2 separate regions of the Mus musculus genome follow, and region 2 is linked to region 1. A link is a contact called in ENCODE Hi-C or POLR2A ChIA-PET data. All regions are on one chromosome and are shown on one strand. The core of a region is the stretch at or near the end of the contact, and the rest is flanking DNA. Distances in the headings are between cores, read along the strand shown. Region 1 overlaps Gm40841 (a long non-coding RNA gene). Region 2 has its middle 180 kb from the start of A330102I10Rik.

Region 1 (5,923 bases), core at 3,340-5,839:
CAAAAAAAAAAAAAAAAAAAAAAAAAAAAGAAAAAAGAAAGAAAAGAAAAAAAGGCAAAAATATACTAAGGAATATGTATATAATGCTTAAGTCGTATCTTTAACTTACCATAGATGACAATATACCTGTGTCTATAGTGCCTAGGCCAAATCCGGCCCATTGCTTGTGTCTATAAATAAAGTTTTATTTAAAGGCAGTCAGGCTCCTTCATTTATATACTGTCTATTACTGCCTTTTAGCTATATTAGGCAAGGTGAGTAATTGCATAGCGATCAGGAAGCCCATAAAACCTAACTACTTGGATTTTCATCACTAAATATGTCCACATATAGCCAATTTCATTGTACATTTATGATTTTTTTCCTTCTGAATAGCTACCAATGTATTCATTTTTTAACTAGCTGGATGATCATTAGTCTGCTCATCCATTCATCAATCAACCAACTTCTCTGCACCTAGCACATGGACAAAAGAAGGAGGAGAGATTTGGGAGAATCTAACTGGCATGTAATGCTGAACTAAGAAGAGAAAGCAGTGAAAAGGAAGACAGGTTGGTTTCAGGCTAAGGGGCAGACAAGATCTCAGCTAGCACAGCTTGGGCATTTATAAATCGTTGAAACGCTAACTATTCAAATACTGATGCTGAAAATCCTTGGGCTACCATATGCTAGCATGACTTCACAAAGGCACAGTCTGACTTACTGTGGGTTCTTCAACAATATTGAGATGGTTTGGAAGAGCTATAGCTACTCGGAGATATCAGAAGGGCTGATCACCTCTAAGCACTAGGACGCAAAGCCCCCAGGCCTTTCCCCAAACTCTGGGGATTAGGTGACATCAGAGTTTGAACTGGATATTTGAGGGAGATATTTTACTTGGATACTAACTGAACTCAGTGACCCCTAAGATCTAATCCCCCAAACTTCACTGCTCTATTTTGGGCCTTATAACTGGAAAAGATAGCTAATGTGTGAGCAGAAAGAAATGCTCACCTAATAAATAATCAATGTAACAAGTGCGGGTACTTGTCCCTTTGGCTGTCTAATCAATGGCAGTGGATGAAGCGAATACTATTGACACACACTAAGTGAATGTTGGAAGTTAACTTTAGCCGAAGTTAAGTAAGCATAAATTACATTCAAAACTATGTTCTCTTTGTTTGTGTTGGCACACCAAATGCTTACCTCTTTAGTAATGGTTGAAAACCATTAAAAAGGGGAAAAGGGGAAAAGGGGAAAGGGGAAAGGGGAAAAAATTAACAACTTAAACATCCAAGTAAGATTATACTGAACAATTCAATATGGCCAACTCATTTTTCATTAAACAACGGACATTTATACTGTGAGTATCATGCATACCTGGACACAGGCTATAGATTCCCTAAATTAGGCATCTATGTATTAAAGAACACTAATTTAAAATATGTCCTTATTTAGGGGTTTTAAAGTTGACTTTTTATTTCTATATTCTAGCACTTAAATATTTAAGTACCTTTATACCAACTTAATCAAAGTGAATTACAACGGAAGAAAGGCCAAAAATATTCCTTTGATAAGACAATTTTGAAAAAAAATGCATCACTTTGTAAAGAGGAACACCCAAGGATATTTTATATTCATAAAAGCAAATTGACCAGTTATTCAATTATGAAAGATGGTTTCTTGCTTGGAGCTCCTCATGATTAATGCTATTGTGGGGACACTCCTAGCTAGCGAGAGCACAATTCAACCCTACCACATTCTCTTTCCTAAGGTGTCTAAAACATAAACAGCACTCAATGGATTTTTTAAAGGGGATGATCAATAGCTTTCTGGGTTAGATACCACTAAATTATTCTTGCTTTGTTTTCACTACAGTGCCTGTATCTACATAGTTCTGAATACTTTTTAAACCTAAATGGAAATAAGAAAATCCACAAATAAATATTCTCTTGCCTCTTTACACATGGCCAGGAAATCCAGCGACACAGCTGAGCACCCTCTTCCTTCTCCTTTCCAGGACTTATGCTCCTCAGCTCCTTGTTTACTTGTGAACTCCTAGGACTTTCTTACAAAAATTAATTTCAAATAAATATAACAGAATAATAACTACTTTCAGCACAAACACCACAGATAGCATATAATTAAGATGAGGGGGGAAAAAAACCAAAGTATTCTTGAATACGCATTGCTTTAATTTTTCTCTTGATGGACTTTCAGATTATTTTTAAATGATCTATTAAAAAATCCTCTTCTTGTAAAGAGCTATTAAAACTGCAGACACTTGGGAATGCTGGGGAGGGAAAGTGGGTCATGTTGCAAAATTGATTATGTGAGCTCTCTCTACTCAGTGCCCATGTCAGCAACATGGAAAAGCAGTCTCCAGACTGGATTCTACAGCCACACTTTCTTCTGCAGAGAAAAAAAAATGCAAAGCAAAACAAAACAAAACAAACAAACAAAAGAGTGCTTTTTGTACACTGGGAAACAAAATGGGTGGGGTGGGAGCAGTTCAATTCTATCCCTGAACACAAACACCAAACTGGACTTTTCAAAAGACAAACATAGCCCAGAAAAAAATACTTTTGTAATAAAAAAATGGTGTGTGTGTGTGTGTGTGTGTATACATATATATATATATATATTCTAAATCTGGAATCTTGTCTATCTTACTATCTTATTTTAAACAAGCCAGCAATTGCAAGCTTCAATCTGTTTGGATAGAAAAGAATTTATGTAAATGTTTTGTTCAAGCCCAAAAGGGAAAGGGGTGTATAAAATATACAGTGTATAAAAGATGCATGCCCAACTCCAAAACAGCTTGATACACAGGGGACCAAAAAAACCCATCTGCCCTTCTGCTAGGTACGCCCAGCAGTCCTGAAGCTTAAATATCATGCCATTTGCAACATGGTTTCAATGACCCCAGCAATAAGAGATTAACCAAAATTTCATAACTGCTCTGTTCTCCTGCCCTCCTGGCTCTTGGGGATGAAGGGCAGAAGGAAGAGAAGGAGAAGGTCAAAGAACTAATAGAAACAAACAAACAAAAAGAAGTCTCTATTTTTTGCACTCTTTCTTGGCACTTGAGAAAGAAAAAAAAAAAAACTGAGGCAGATCAATCTGTACAATGCTAAACCAAATCTCTTTAATTCCAGTCAGCTTTTATCATTCAGTCGCTGAGTCTCTGTGTGGAAAAATTCATGCTAATTCCCCCTAGCAACAGCTTCAGCCTATCAGGAGACTTTATGTACCGTGCAGCTGCCTGCCAGAATAACTCTAAGTAGGTCAGGCCTGTATTTCTAAAAATGCTACGGTCTAGTAACCCCACTGTCCCGTCTGTCTGCCCTGCCCCATAATAACCTCAATTGCTTGGTGACACAATGACATACTATCCTGTTAGAGTGCAATCACATCATGCTACATTATTCTGCAGGAGCATGGCTGGGTGAAGGACCCTCCGAGGGGCAGCATTAATCAGACAGCCATTCATGTCCACCAGCGTTTCTCTCTAGAAATGGGGACTGCATTAATGACCAGCTGTTTGAACTAACACAAACAAAATAATGTCTTCCACCCTGTTGGGTGCACAGAATACAGCATTCTGATCTGGCAGGTTCCACCTCTTGACTAAATCGAAGATGTAAATTAACTGGGCTCAGACAACATAGGCTTTGGCAATCTTAAAGTGAGTATATTTAAATTATATTACATGTGATTCAAAAAGCTATTGATTTCATATACACGTCTCTCCTTGCCTACAATTTTCCTTAATCCACGTTTTTAAAAGGAAAAGTGCATACACGGGTAACATAATACATATGTGCATATTGTCCAGGGACTCAACTGCAGGGGCTGAACTAAAATTGACTTCGCTTCGGGCAGAGAAACAAAGCTGGTCAGTAGTAATTGTGCAGCATGAACACAAATACAAATACTAAATGCACGCTGCGAAGGAGCACTGAAAACAAATAAGAGTAAACACGCTGAGCCTGCTAGCCAATCAGCTCCTCCCACCAGCTCCTCCTGGAGGCTCCAGAGAACGCCCCACACCTCCAAATAACAGAGACAGGGGATGGAAGGGAAAGGTGCCCTTCAACATCATATAGTGGTATGTCGCTTCCTCACAGGGTTACCAACAAGATAATTGCAAAAAAAGAGCTTCTTCAGCGTATAAATTAAGAATACCAAAACAACTCAGAACCTGCAGTCAGGTTTTAATTCTATAGTAGGGATTTTAGAATCTAATGGGGACATATGTCCTTGGGTGTACTTTTAACTTTCTCCCATTGGCATACAAAAGCGAATGGGTATATACGGAGACAGGACCCCAGCAGTGCAGTACCGGGCTGTTTGGGACGGTATTTTACAGGGACGGAGCTTGCATGCTCAGTCTGCATGCTTATGGGTCCCCTGTTTGATCTAACAAACACCCTCCTATACGCTGAGCATTTCCTGCCAGAAGTTAGGCAGAATCCAGCCAGTGAGATGTGCACTTCAGCCCTGCTTAATTTTCAAACAGAAAATGCCTTCATGTGTCTGCCCTCATTTGAACTGTGCTTGATAACTTAGTTATGACTGTCTTCTGCACTCTGTGGCACACAGCACACAGTTATTCTTGGAGAGATACAGTCTCTGACGCAACCATGAACCGCTAATTACAAGCTGCTGACATTCTGCTCGTCTCTGCAGCTTTGAAGTTCTGCTTTGTCTCATGGCTGTTCCACTGTGCTCCCACCCCTTACCCTCTCCTTTCTCTCTTTCACTTCATAGCCTTTCTGAATGCTCCTCTAGCACAACCTGGAGAAGGAGAAGGGATTATCAGACTTGCTTGCGTTTCTTTCCTCTCCCCACCACATCCTGACACACTCTCTCTCTCTCTCTCTCTCTCTCTCTCTCTCTCTCTCTCTCCCCACATAGATCTACAGTTTGGAAGTACAGTAATAAGATCCTGTCTCCACCCCACCCTCAGGAATGCACCAACAGCTGGCCAAACATAATCCAGCACACAGAGCCGCTTTGTAGAATTTCTAACAAACAGTGGGAGGACAGGCCAGACAGGCGTCCCAGAGGAGCCCCCATGACAACTGGGAAAGCTGCTTGCTCCCGGCTCAGAGCTCAGTTCACCCAGCTCACCCTTATCTATCTACAAGCTTCTAGTACCAGCCAAGCCCCGACAGAGGCAATGAGAGGCCACCCTCCTCCTTCCTACAGCCTCAAGCAGGCTGCAAGCTTTCTTCACACTGACATCAGCCGTGCCCTGCCTCATGCCACACACCCCTGCAAGCTCGACAGCCACAAACCCCAGTGCCAGGATCAGCAGCAGCACCTGTGGTCACCATCTATAGCTGGGTGCCAGGAGGACCCTCCCTTTTCCTTAAAGAATTTCCTTTATTAAGCATAGCTGATCCTAGCATTTGAAAGCATGTAAATCTAACACTGTATCCATCTCCACTGAATGCTTAGCTTCTGAAGCCTGTGGTATCCAGCTGGCCTCAGAGTCATCTGGGATACATTTATTTTGATTAAATTGATCGCATTTCTATTTAAGGGACAGAATTTTTCTGCCATACTGAATACAGCTGTGTTTACAGGGCTCTGTAGGAGAAGAAAACAAAACCGTACAGTGAGCCTTAGCCCAACGCTGAGCACTTAGAACTTCAAGGAGTTAAAACTGAAGGGGTTTGCTATGCCGTTAAAAAGAAAAGTCTATATGCAGCTGCTCTGGCCGAGCTTTCTGGCTAGCCAGGAAATAGGTCTTGAGCAGGAGCTGAAAACACTGGCTTGTAATCAAACCCAACCCAGCAAAGAGTCTCTCTCTTTCTCTCTCTCTCTCTCTCTCTCTCTCTCTCTCTCATATCTCTCTCTGTGTGTGTATGTGTTACACAGTCTCTTCCATGTCTCTACACGCATGCACATGCACTTAAATCCATGCTGCAAGGCT
Region 2 (6,648 bases), core at 2,808-5,307, 780 kb after region 1:
TGCTATTGTAATAATTATTCTTCTAATGTTTTAATCAAAGGCAGCAGCCTGTCTCTCCCCTCATCTATATTCAAGCCACCACACTTTGTAGGTGTTAATCTCCACGCCTCCAGGCTGTTAGGAGGGAGAGGAAATTGGCAGTCCCTGAACTACAGAAGCCTGGAGGAGAACAGTACCTAGCATTGCCCTTAATTATCTCGATTATGCTAATACATGTTGTTTGTCTACAGCTAGGAGAGGACAGGAACAGGGAGGCAATCAGAAGCGTTGCTTTTTAGGAAGATTTGGCCAATGCAGGTTTAATAATTTAAAAAAAAATGTAAAGATGGATTTCGTATTTAGTAGAATGAAAGAACAAACTAAGACTCTGTCATGATAATCCCAGCTAGCATGTGCTTTCTTAATCGCTTGCCCAACATTAGTGAGCAAACAGATATGTCCAGTATATGCGAAAACATACGCATATTAGACACAATGGGCGGTACAGGCGGGGGCAAAGTATTTACTTTCCAGGAGCTCAATAAGTACATGAAAATTAAACTAGATAAGATGAAAAATTGGTGTCACATTTATTCAAATTCAATTGAAACACATTTTGAGCTATCTATCCATGCAAAAGATAATGATGCTATTTAGCATTCGCAGCCCCAACTCAAATCATTTTCAGAACAGAATGCAAATATGTACGAGTCTTTATTTGTTTTCTGTTATTGTTGTTATTGTTTTCATTTCAATATCAAAGTAATTAAACTCCTTACAAACAAACAATTCCCCCCCCTCAAAAAAAAAAAAAAAACAAAAAACAAAAAACAAAATCCCTAAGGGTGTATTTGAGCTCTTGGTTTGAGGGGTATCGTGCCCATCTCCACTGCAGGAGTAAGAGGCAGCTTCCTTTCTCGGCTTGAATCAGTGCAGGACTCTTTGTTATCCATATTCAGGGTAGGTCTTCCTTCTTCCCTTAAACTTTTCTACAAACATCCTAGAAGACCCGCCCAGAAGGGGCTCTCCTTGGTGCTTCAGTGAAGCTTGCAAAGATGAATAATCATCAGCGGCTGGGCCGCTCTTCTAATTCCTTTTCAAACAACCCAGGTCTGATCCAGCCGAGGCTACCCAGCTAGACACAAGCCAGTCGCTATTGAGGCCTCAATAGTCACACACATGCAGGGTGTGTCACTGTATCTGGGACAGAAGAGAGGGAGGAGAGCCTGTACTATTCCTTTTTTTTCCAGCCTCTTCGGCGGTTGCTAGGCCCTGTGGCAACTATCCGGAAGGCAAGCTTTTCTCTGACTATGGCCTGAGCTGTCTGAGCTACACATAGCCCAGTCATGCTGGGATAGGAAGCAAGCAGGAATTTGTGGGGATGCCCAGGCTTTGGACAATCTTCTGTCTGCTGAGTTAATGCCAGCCAGGCTGCTTAAGTTCAACAGCCTGTTCCACGTGCCTCTGTGCTGTGGCTTATGGGAGAGTGAGGGAAAACAGGAAGAAGGGGGCCTGCCTGTGTAGATATGGGCAGACTACCATTCTTCCCGAGGCACCAGGAGAACTGGAGCCTTCTTCCTGAAGGCTAAAGGACCTCTTGGAAGGGTCCTTCACCTCCAAAGATTGAGCAATGCAGGAAGAGGTAACTGTAATCAAAGGCCTGGGTTTCTACCTTGATTCTTCCACTAGCCAGCCAGGTGATGTAAGCCAATCTCTACTCACTAAGTGGCTGGCTGAACTAGGCAGGGCTTTTCACCAGCTACAGGGGTTAGTAGGTCCCTAGGCTAAGTTTCTTACCTGTAAGATGGCGCTAGCACAACACTCTCTTTCATTTGGGTTATTTTATGAAGATTAAGCAAACAAACAAACAAACCCAAAAGCACACCAAAAATATGTAAAACATGTTATGAGCAGTCAATGTTGTATCTTTTTTGTTTTGTTTTGTTTTTTATTTTTTCTCTCTTTTTCTGCTTCTCAATGCTGTCTAGTTTTCTGGAAGAGAAAAATACAGCGTCCTCAAACATTTTTTTTTCCAATCCACAGTAAACCCAAGATGCTCTAGTGGAGAGTGGTCTATGTCCTTCATCATATATTGGAACTTAACTCCACAGGGGGGAAAACGAATTATCTCTTTGAAAAAAAATTTTTTTAATTCTGATTAAAACTGAAACCAGATCATCATATGATCAGCCCTCCAAATCCACAGGCTCCACACTTTCATGAAGTCAACTAAAGGCAGATTGAAATATTTGAAAACAAAGCAAAACAAAACCAACTGAACAACTGCACCTCTGTGGACCAAGTATGGGCTTTTTCTTGCCGTTCCCTAAATAATACAACAGGAGAGCTGCCTGTCCCACATCTGTATTGCATTCTGAGTAACCTATGGATGATTTCAAGTGTGTTCGAGGGTCTGTGCCGTTTATGTACAAATACCACGCCCTTCACAAAGAGGGATCGTGAGCACCTGCAGAGTTTGCTGTCTCGTGGTCTGGGGCGGGAGTTTGGAAACAGTTCTTCAACAACAACCAAGGACTACCTAAAAGGACCCACCGATTTGCCCAATTCCTTATTTGCACAGAGGCTGGGATAGCGGGAGGGACGCTGTGCTCTGAGGCTGGTGTAGAGGAGTAAGAGCTGAAGGATATGGGGTGGGAGTCCCCCTTGTTGGTATTCTGTCTGAACTCCACCCCCACAGTTCCTGGCAACAGCCAGGTATGCTCCTCCCCAGTTACCTAGCAATGATCAGATAGGTCTGGCCCACTATACAAGGGGCTGCTTGCCCCCTCTTTCCTCTCTTGTCCCTCTTGTTCTCTTACTCTCTTACTCCTGCTTCTCACTTGCCCCCTTCTCCCCCCCCTCTCTCCGCATCCCGCCCCCCATCTCCCCGCGGTCATGGCTGGCCTCTACTTCTCTATTCTCTCCCTCTCTCTGCCTTTCTTTCTACCTTTACTACTCTCTTAACTACCCTCGTCATGCCCTGAATAAACTCTAGTTGGTCTCTCAGGGGCAAGGGATGCCTCGGCACGGACCCGCTGAGGGACCTCCTTCCCCAATACCTTCCTCCACACACCTCAGAACCTATGTTAATATTTCTTTATTTTTTTTTATGATCACAATACCTCTTCTCACAGGGGAGTGTGTGTGTGTGTGGGGGGGGGGGGGGAGGAACAGAAGTCTCTCTTCTCAGCTCTCCTTTTCTTCTGACGCTACTGGGGCAGAGCCCAGGGTAGCTGATCTCCTCACAACAGTATTGTAACTGTTGCACAATGGCCAAATATGAGTTTAGAAGTCCCCTGAGACGGGAATCCTGTCACCATAGGTTTTTCTTTCTTTCTCTTGTTTGTTTGGAAATAGGCCTGCCTAGCTTTAACCTTAAAATCTTCCTGCCTCAGCCTCCTGAATGCTGGGATTACAGATTCGAGTTAGTATACTAGATCTATTCTGGACCTATTTGTCTGATATCATGTACTTGTTCATTTTTGCAGCACTGGGAACCAAACCCAAAGCCTTATGCCTCCTGGACAGGCATGCTACTGAGATGTGAGCTAGTTCTTCTGTAGACTGTATGGGATGTGCTGGGGGAGTGGGGGAGAGGCAAGGATGGGGCGCGGGGCCCCATACTAACAACTGTAAATTGCCTGTATACATTGCAGTGAGACGGAGGCTGAGTTAAAGAGAAGGTTTGGGGTTAAAATGGCAGAGTCTGAAGCAGTGTGGAGTATGGCGAGGAGGGTATTCGGTAACCTAGCTAGCTAGACAGATAAGAAAAAAGGAAGGGCTCTGGGCCAGTGACAGCAATCCAGCTGGCTCCTCTGAAAGCCCTTGAGGAATGTATGCAAGGCACCCTTGTCCTGCTTTTAATGCAGCTAATTGTGACAGAAGGCACCATAAGTAAGGATGGCTTCTAACCAGATCTGAGAGGCTGCCTCACAGACAGGGGTCTAAATATGAGCTAACCAAGAAAAGACTGCAGCCACATCTTGGAAACAAAGACAGCCTAATATAACCAACAGCATTCGGGACATCTACAAGGTCAGAGGCAGTGCTGCCGGCCAAGGGCCAAGAGACTGACAACTAGCAGACAGTCAAGGTCAAAGCAGGAAACGGAGACGGACAGAGGGAGATTTGATTACCTCTAACTGTGTGGGCAGCACATGACGTGAACAGTGTGTGAGCAGCTCTCTGGTTGGACCAGAGGGATAGCATAGAGTCAGCCCTCCATTGGGCTGGCTCATAATGGCCCAAAGAATCAGCCAGTCACAGAGATAACTTCCAGTTTCTGCTTCACGCTTCTAAATTCCCCAGACTATGAAGCTCTGAAGTTTTTACCTCTTTTGGAACTCACTCCTCAAGAATTTCTCTCTTTCTTAATTCCTTTTTTAAAAAATCATCACTAAAACACACTATTTGGCCTAACTTAAACATGTCAAAAAATTCTCATAAATGAAACAGCAAAAAAAAAAAAAAAAAAAAGGAAAATTCTGTGTCTTAACTTCTTAAATGTACACACGCTTTATACCTAATGCTGTTTCTACAAAACCAGTATTTCTAGTTTTTTTTTTTTTTAAAGTAAACTGTATTCCTAACTTCCTGTCCCATTTTCTGTATTTCTGCTACCAGAGTCCTTGGAGATCTCCTGAACAATGGCCTGGGGGATCATTCCTAGGGTGACACCTCCTTTCACTCTGCAGAATCCCTTTTCTCTCTCTCTTTTAAAACAACCATGGATGCCTAATCCAGCCTCCTGTCTTTACACACAAGCAAACAGAGAGAGCAAAGCTTTGGCTGGTATCCCCAGAGGCAGACCTGGGCCTGGAATCCGAGCAGAGATTCTTTCTACCATAGTGTGACCTGTAACTATAGTTTCACCTGTCTTCAAACTTGCTGCGTAGCTGAGGAGGACCTTGAACTTTTGATGGCCTCCTCTGCCTCCCGAGTCCTGAGATGATAGGTGTGTACCCCCACACTTAGTCTACGTAGTGTTGGCTTTGATATGTGCAGAAGACTACAGGTGCCCACCGAGGCCAGAGCTACCCTAGAGCTAGAGTTACAGGCCGCCCTGAGCCACCTGAAATAAGGGCTGGGAATTAAACTCAGGTCTTCTGCTAGAGCAAGATGGTAGTTGGAGTGAGAAATGTCCTTCATAGGCTCAATTATTTGAATACTTAGTCCTCCAGAATACTTAACTGTTTGGGACGTTATAGGACCTTTAGAATGTGAAGGTTTGCTGGAGGAAGTATGTCACCAAGTATCAAGCTCTGCAAATGTATAACTTCAGCATCCTTCCTGTCTACTCTCTCAGCTTCTTTCTCCAGTCACTGCCCCACTTCTCCTGCCATTATGGACTCTTATCTCTCTAGAACCATAAGCCAAAATAAAGTCTGCCTTCCATAAGTTGCTTTAGTCAAGGTCTTTGACCATAGTGAACATAGCCTGAAAGCAGTGTGAGTTCTTAATGATGCCGACATCTCTCCAGCCCTGTGACTGAGTTTGTAAAAGCTATTTAGTAGTACGCACTGTTGTCAAGTTTTATCCTGAATATTTATTCTCCTAAAGCCAGCAGGCTATCAGACTCATTAGTGCCTGCAGTGTTTACACCAAAGCCTCTGTGTGTTGGTGGCCAATGAAAACAGCAATTACCATAAAGTTAATAAGGACTATCAATGGCTACTGTGATGACAGGCCATGGTCTGCAAGGGATGAGTGGGGGATGATTTGATTTGTGGTCAATTATTTACCCAGATTGAGACATAAAGCTTTTGTTAAGCGAGGAAAGATTAGATCAGGTTGAGAAGCAACTGGGAGCAGTCTTTCGTCTCGGGGCTCAAACCCAAACTGTACATGTTGACCTGTAGCCACATCCTATGCTCTATGGCTCGACCTTCCTGTAGACTCTAGGCTGCCCACTGCTTTTAGTGGCTACAGGGGAAGACTCTACCCATCACAGTTGCACCACTTCTTCTCTGAGAAGAATTAGAACTGTGGATAGGAGGGAGATTTCAAACCCAAGGTGAAAGCAGGAGAAAACAATGGGGTCTAGTGACTGCAACTTCCTATTCAGGGCACCAACATGAGTTTTAGGTTTAAGCATCGGAAGGATGGGCAGGGCTCAAGAAAGATTGGGTTATTAAATAGTTCTGATTGCAGTGTGATGTTCTTTATCATTATCTTAGCTCCAGTTCTTCAAGATGATGTAATATATTATTAATCTTTTAATCATAGGCATAGCCCAAGGTGTAGGGCCAATCTATTCCCCACAAGATCTAGACTGGGGTAGACATTTCCACCATAGAAGATTATTCTCATTTGGGTAGGGGCAGAGGGTGAACTGGGGGTGAACGGTCCTGCTGAGTCATCATTGCTCAGAGGTAGCTTTAGTCCCTTGTCCAAAAAAAAAATGTGGATGGATGGGTCTGTCTTGTCCTTGAAATTTATGGTGACTCAGGAGGAAAGGGTAAAGATGGTTACTCATGTCTCTGCCTTCATCCTTGACAGGACACAGGACACCTGAGGAAGATGGAGTCAAAGTAAAGGAGACAGACTCTACATAAAGGTGGAAATATCAGGCTTTCATCCTTGTTTTAATTACCTTGGTGTCCCAAGTGAGGAGTCTGTATTCTCCAGCAAGGGTAGCTTCCAAGTGTCTGCTTCCCTGCTGCAGCAGAT

The links. A loop is a pair of places that touch in the nucleus more often than their neighbours do. ChIA-PET counts read pairs that join two places held with the same protein, here RNA polymerase II (POLR2A).
Region 2: a map of heart shows a loop between it and region 1 (4-fold over the local background). The contact joins two enhancer-like sites. A Hi-C loop is called at or near these places in 1 of 37 maps with a recorded cell type or tissue (heart). POLR2A ChIA-PET finds 5 or more read pairs at or near these places in 1 of 5 experiments (embryonic stem cell).

The regions. Positions count from the first base shown.
Region 1 is chr13:28,413,100-28,419,022 of GRCm38, forward strand. The region is part of intron 1 of Gm40841 (a long non-coding RNA gene); the gene reads right to left. Among named protein-coding and RNA genes, the nearest start is that of Gm40841, 5.4 kb to the right of the region's middle. Within about 2 kb of position 4,590, at least 3 of the 3 ENCODE cell types and tissues checked have a DNase peak (open chromatin) inside an H3K27ac peak, as active enhancers do; they include heart, where a contact is called at or near this core.
Region 2 is chr13:29,195,779-29,202,426 of GRCm38, forward strand. It overlaps a transcript of Cdkal1 not described here. Among named protein-coding and RNA genes, the nearest start is that of A330102I10Rik, 180 kb to the left of the region's middle. Within about 2 kb of position 4,058, at least 1 of the 3 ENCODE cell types and tissues checked has a DNase peak (open chromatin) inside an H3K27ac peak, as active enhancers do; it is heart, where a contact is called at or near this core.